2 separate regions of the Homo sapiens genome follow, and region 2 is linked to region 1. Evidence: chromatin contacts called from ENCODE Hi-C data. All regions are on one chromosome and are shown on one strand. The core of a region is the stretch at or near the end of the contact, and the rest is flanking DNA. Distances in the headings are between cores, read along the strand shown. Region 1 holds the start of RFX6 (regulatory factor X6). Region 2 has its middle 65 kb from the start of VGLL2.

Region 1 (2,700 bases), core at 179-2,678:
TTCCCACTACGTAGGAAAGTTTAATATAATGCTTTTACTTTAGAGCCGTCTTTCTTTTAGATAGATATTACAAAATGTTCACTCTATGTGGAAATCCTACTGATAAATTCTTGGTTTTAAAAGATTTTCCACAAAATCCAATTTGTAATATTTTATTATTATAAATCATATATGATAGATGGTATAAAAATAGTTGAACTTCTATTTAAGTTAGTATAGATATCTTAACCGATTTTTTCTATGTCTTCTACCTCAAACACAGTTCATCTTATGGAGTATACACTATTTTTAATTTGCCCTCTTTTGAATAAAGGCAGTGTTAAGATCCTTCCTCATTTTAAGTTGTTTTTAAGAATCATATTTTATAATCTCAAAAACTATCAAACAACAAATATGTAAGGACTGAACTGATTGCATATTAAGCCAGTAAGTCATAAAAACGTTCATTAATGCTTACATTTGAAGAAAATATGGTTTTAGTCAATAAGGAACAACGTAATGTGGTTTTCATTTGTATTGCAAATCCTTCACCAGTACTTGTATAAGTCTCTATACTAAAAATTCAGTGAAAAAAATTCTGGGTTAAATTCTAATTGGTTTTTTAAACTTTCCCAAAAAGTTTGAGGAAGAAGTAAATTGTGAAAATCAAAGATCCTGAAGACGCTGGCTGTTAAAACGTCAACAGGTGCTTCAGTGTACCCTGCGGGCGAGTCTCACCACTGCAGCGTGAGCTGTGTCTGCTTCTTTTTATCCTTCACAATCTGCGTGATGGTTTTCTTCTGAGACAGGTATTGATCCGCTGCTTTGGTTTTGCTGTCGTGGTTGTCGGCGTCCTCTTCTTCAGAGGAAAAGTTACCATTGTTTAAGTGCATTTCTGATTGCCAGTTGAAGGGATGATAAAGAAAAATAGAATATAAAATCAACTAAGTCGCCTTTAAGTGTACCTTAACTTCAAAGGAGTAGCCTACTGGGGTGGGGGCGGAGGGGAGGAAAGGGGGGCTATGCAAAATGTCAGGTCTCTACTTGACATTTTACTGAGGAAATACAAAGATTTGGACAGAACATTCTATATCTGCCTTATGTTTGTTCGGGATGCATTATTATTATTGGGTGCCCTTCTTAGAATACGTCCCCGTCCCCTTCCCAGCTCCGGATGCGGCAGAGCACTCACCTGATTTCACTGCCCCCGGCAGCTCCGGGTCTTCGCCTTTCTCCCCGCCGCCCTGCTCGCCCCCGGGCTGCCCTTCGGCCGCCAGGTACACTGTTTCTTCCGGATAGACTAGCAAGCCCTTGCCCAGGAGCTGCACACAGCAGTCTTCCTGGATCCCCGGGGACAGTTGGGGCGCAGGCTGCGCCTGCAGGAAGGTGTCTTCCAGCTCCGGGACCTTGGCCATCCTCCTGGCCGCCGGACACCTCCGCGCGCGCCGCTCGGCCGGTTCCCCAGCGGAGCCCCAGCCCGGGGCGGGGCGGGGCGGGGCTGGGACCCGGGGCCGCAGGGGCGGGGAAGGAGGCCGCAGGCTCCGGGGTGCCCTGGCTCAGCGCAGAAAGGACGCCGCGCACAGGTACAGCCCAGGCCGCCCGGGAGCCGCGGTGGGCCGCGGTGGGACTGCGTTTCTCCACCTGTCTGCGGTCCCGGCAGATGCTCCCGCGAAACTCACTTTCTCACCTGCGCCTGTCACGCCCTGGGCGCCCACAGCTTCCCCCTCCTTCCCGTTCTCTCAACCTGCGCTGGCCGGAGGACCGTTTTCACACTCAGAGCTCCCAGAAAGATCCCGGGAAGGCTCACTGTCTTCTGCAGGGAAAGTGCAGCTGTAACTGGCCCCATCCCTACTTTCAGGTACACTATTGGGGCACCTGGCCGCGCGGCGTGGACTCTGCACGCCTGGGACAGGGAAAAAGTACACCGGAGTACCGCTCAGTCTTTGCACAGCAGGGACCGGGCTTTTTATTCTGGGAACCTTCCGAGGGATTGGCGAGGGCTCTTCTCAGCATTTGAGGGAAGATCCCATCTCGTCACACACTGCTTTGCTCGAGGGTGCACAGTGGCCCGCACTCCTGGGTCTCCCAGCCCTGGAGGATCTGGCCTCAACCCCGAGAAAAGATTCTTTCTCTCCCATTTACCATTATTTTGTAATTTAAACGCGTCCCTGACGATTACTCATCTCATACCTAGCAGTACGGCAACGGACGTTTGCTTAAGTGAAAAATGAAATTGCGACCATCTTCCAACCCAAAATGGCAATCTCATGGGGGCAAACTATAATCTGTGCTCTCTTTAGACGGGAGCGGTCAGTGGAGACTTGGGATTGGTGTTACCTGACTGCCAGATCATCTTCCTTTCCTTCCACCTTCTGTTCTTTTGACAAATACGCCCAGTGTCTTTATATGTCCAGTGCTCTCCAACAAAAGCAAGGATTCTGCTTTGGATCACATTGCCTCATCACAACCTACAGCATGTCATCTTCTCTTGCAGCATTAGAGAGAGAAATCAGCCTTCGACTTTGACAATATTAAACTACATTACATTGAAATTTAACATAGAACAAACAAAATGGGATCCAAGGTGGTGGGTGGCTGAAGGGTGAATTATGGGAAGGAGCGATACAGTCTAAGTAATACAGCAAAAGCAGCTAAAATTATGAGTGGATTTGAATCTCCCCATTTTTAGTACCACTTGTTGGGAAAGGCAGCAACTCTTTG
Region 2 (2,733 bases), core at 64-2,563, 320 kb before region 1:
TAAGCCGCTGGCTCATCTCCATCTATTAGCCCATTAGCTAAGTGGTGATGCTGTTGGTCCTATTGGGTGGTTCACTGAATTAATCAGTCTGTGTAACAGATGTTCTTTTCTGGGTATGTGGTAGAGGGGTGTGACTTAGGTCTGTAATCAGAGATGGTTTCCCTACCTTCCATGTTTAAGTCACAATAAGGTACAGGTAAGAAGGAAAGATCATAGCATATCCATTTCTACCACTGCTGGAAAAAACTTCTTATAGCCAATGCCCCCTTTATACCAAGAGGAACCCAAGTCTGGTTTTCTAGATCCAATGTGAAACTCATATTTCCCCTTGAGTGGGACACAGTTAATACACCTTAAGAGTTTCCCCGGGGTAAATTTTTTTTATTAGAGTTCAGAACTTTAATTAAATCTTTAAATATGGTGGTTGGTTGTAATATATATTGATTCTTTGATTTTGGGAACTGTAGGTAGCTAATAACTGTTCAAAAAATCTTCAGAAAATAACTCAAAGATTTTATGCTGTATGAGGTCGCAGGCTTCTCTGTCTTTTCTGATAGAGACTGTTTCATTCTTATATGTTCCTTTTTAGGTATCCTAGAGAGTCAGTCATAGAAAAGACAAACACATTTATAAATGTGCTATTTTTATTTTTGGCTCTATAGACTACCTTAACATATGGCAAAGTTTCTATGAAAGAGGATATGAAGGCCCTAGAAAGTTGGGGAAACATGAACATATAGCCAAATTTAGATATCTTAAAAACAACAAGGTGTACTTACAAGCTTAAAAATAATTTTCTCAGTAAATCTACAAATAATAATCAAAAGGATGAGAGTGGGGAGTGTAGGAGTTCACTCTTTATAGATATTTATTTAAAAAGCCCTAATGAGAAAGTGTGAAACAAGAACAAGGAGCAATTTTCTACAGAGAGACAGAGAGAGAGAGAGAGAGAGAGAGAAATACTATGTGTTACATGCTGAGAGTGTCAAAGGACTGTAAAGATGTACCCATTTTAAAAGTTTTTAATGAAATCATATATCGAGGTGAACTACATTAAAATTTATTTTTCAACCATTCTAGAAATGATAGTCCAAGTTGGCATGTCAAGACTGGTAGGTCACGCACTATTCACTGTAGCTCAGATTGCTGGGAGTCACATCCTCCTTGTTAGTTTCAGGTGACAGCTCACTGTACAGGGGAGATCCACTTGTAGAGAAAGAGAGAAGAGGGATAGGAAGATTTAGCACTGCATTTTCACAGGGCAAGAAATTCCAACCTAGCTCCAATGTGTGTTGGCCCGTTGCCTGGGATCTTGTTAAACACATGACCATCACTCTTCTGCCTATTTCTGGCCTGGATTTGGAGCTTGGTGTCTAAGCAAACCCCACTGGAGCTAAAATTAGGCAGCCAAATTGTGACAAGACATACTTGTCTTCAATAAAGAAGAGACATCTATTTAAAAAAAATGGATGTATCCGTGGGTCAACGTAAGTCACACGCATCTTAGCAGACTGTTTTCATTATGCAGAAACAAAATTAAAATAGACCAGCTAACTAGACTGACTGCATTCTGGCCTTTAGCCATTTAATATTGCCAGAGTAGCCCAATTCTGTTGCTAATGGTCCTGTCTAGCTGTAGGAGAGTTTAAGGAGTAAAAGCAAAATAATGAACTATTGACATGAATGATGAAAAGCAGAGCAAACATATATAACCATATATTTTAGATGAATGTAATTTTATGATTTCAAAGTTTGGAGGCCTTTTATATCACAGGAGGAATGTGTTGGGGTTTGAGAATCAAGGCATTCTCTTTCATTTGACTGGTATCTTATAGAAGCGGAATTATCATTGAAATTATAGCAAAGGACAGTAACAACAATTCTTTATATTTGTGTGACATTTTTACCTTTTAAAATATTTTTACACTTATTTCTCAAACTTCTCACTAAATATCTTTTGACTGCCCACTTTATGGGTATTACCATAAATGGTATCGTGGGAGAAATCAGTGATGAATCAGAAATTTTTTCTCCCATCAAGGAGCATAGGATCTGTTTTTAGAGGCAAAAAATAAATGCAGGAAAAATTAAACAACCACAACAAAAGAATTCAATGGCAATTTGAGCTCATAGTAGAAGAGCTACTTAAAAAGTAGTAATGATTAACTGTTTAACTGCCACATGTCTTCCATAGAGGAATTTAGAGGAAAATAATCACTTCTGTTTTCATTGATTATGGAGGAAGGAGTTCCAAGAATATGTAGAGGTCCATGGAGATAATGATGCAAAGAAAACAGGGAGACTAGAAGAAAGGTTTCAGATAATGGTGGGTACATTCTTTTGATGGAAGCTTATGTAGGGAATTAGCTGTCTTCACACTGGATGTGTCTATAGCAGGTGTGCACCTTTATATTTACTTGAGAGATTAAGCCTTGCTAAGTCCAGAGGAAGCCTGAAGACACAGAGCCTGCTGTACCTCTGGAAGGAACTCGAGCCTGGGCAACCAGACTCAGGCTGCTACTCTTTCTATCACACAATACTTAAAATCACAGCCAAAACATAAATAAGCAAAAAACTAAATAGAATCAACTAAATAACCCCTCCCCTCCAAATGTAATCACTTCAGAATTAAAGGATCCATTCTTCCTGGTTATGGTAGGTTTATTCTTCCCTTTCAGTTATAGCCACGACCCATCCCATCTCTCTTGATGCCTTCAGAACTCAAATACAGTT

What was found. Hi-C counts contacts between places; a loop is a spot of excess contacts on that map. Pooled maps may share reads with other maps.
Region 2: a loop to region 1 is called in a map of HepG2, with 2.2 times the contacts of the local background. The contact joins the enhancer-like site here to the promoter of RFX6 in region 1. A Hi-C loop is called at or near these places in 7 of 168 maps with a recorded cell type or tissue (Caco-2, Calu3, HCT116 and 3 more) and 4 of 50 pooled maps.

Annotation. Positions count from the first base shown.
Region 1 is chr6:116,875,970-116,878,669 of GRCh38, reverse strand. RFX6 (regulatory factor X6) reads right to left here and starts at 1,428. Exons shown (of 19, transcript NM_173560.4): 1 at 1,172-1,428; 2 at 718-874. The coding sequence starts at 1,394. RefSeq lists enhancers at 459-1,417, 1,418-2,377 and a promoter at 1,163-1,955.
Region 2 is chr6:117,198,796-117,201,528 of GRCh38, reverse strand. No RefSeq gene overlaps it. Among named protein-coding and RNA genes, the nearest start is that of VGLL2, 65 kb to the left of the region's middle. Within about 2 kb of position 1,313, at least 3 of the 41 ENCODE cell types and tissues checked have a DNase peak (open chromatin) inside an H3K27ac peak, as active enhancers do.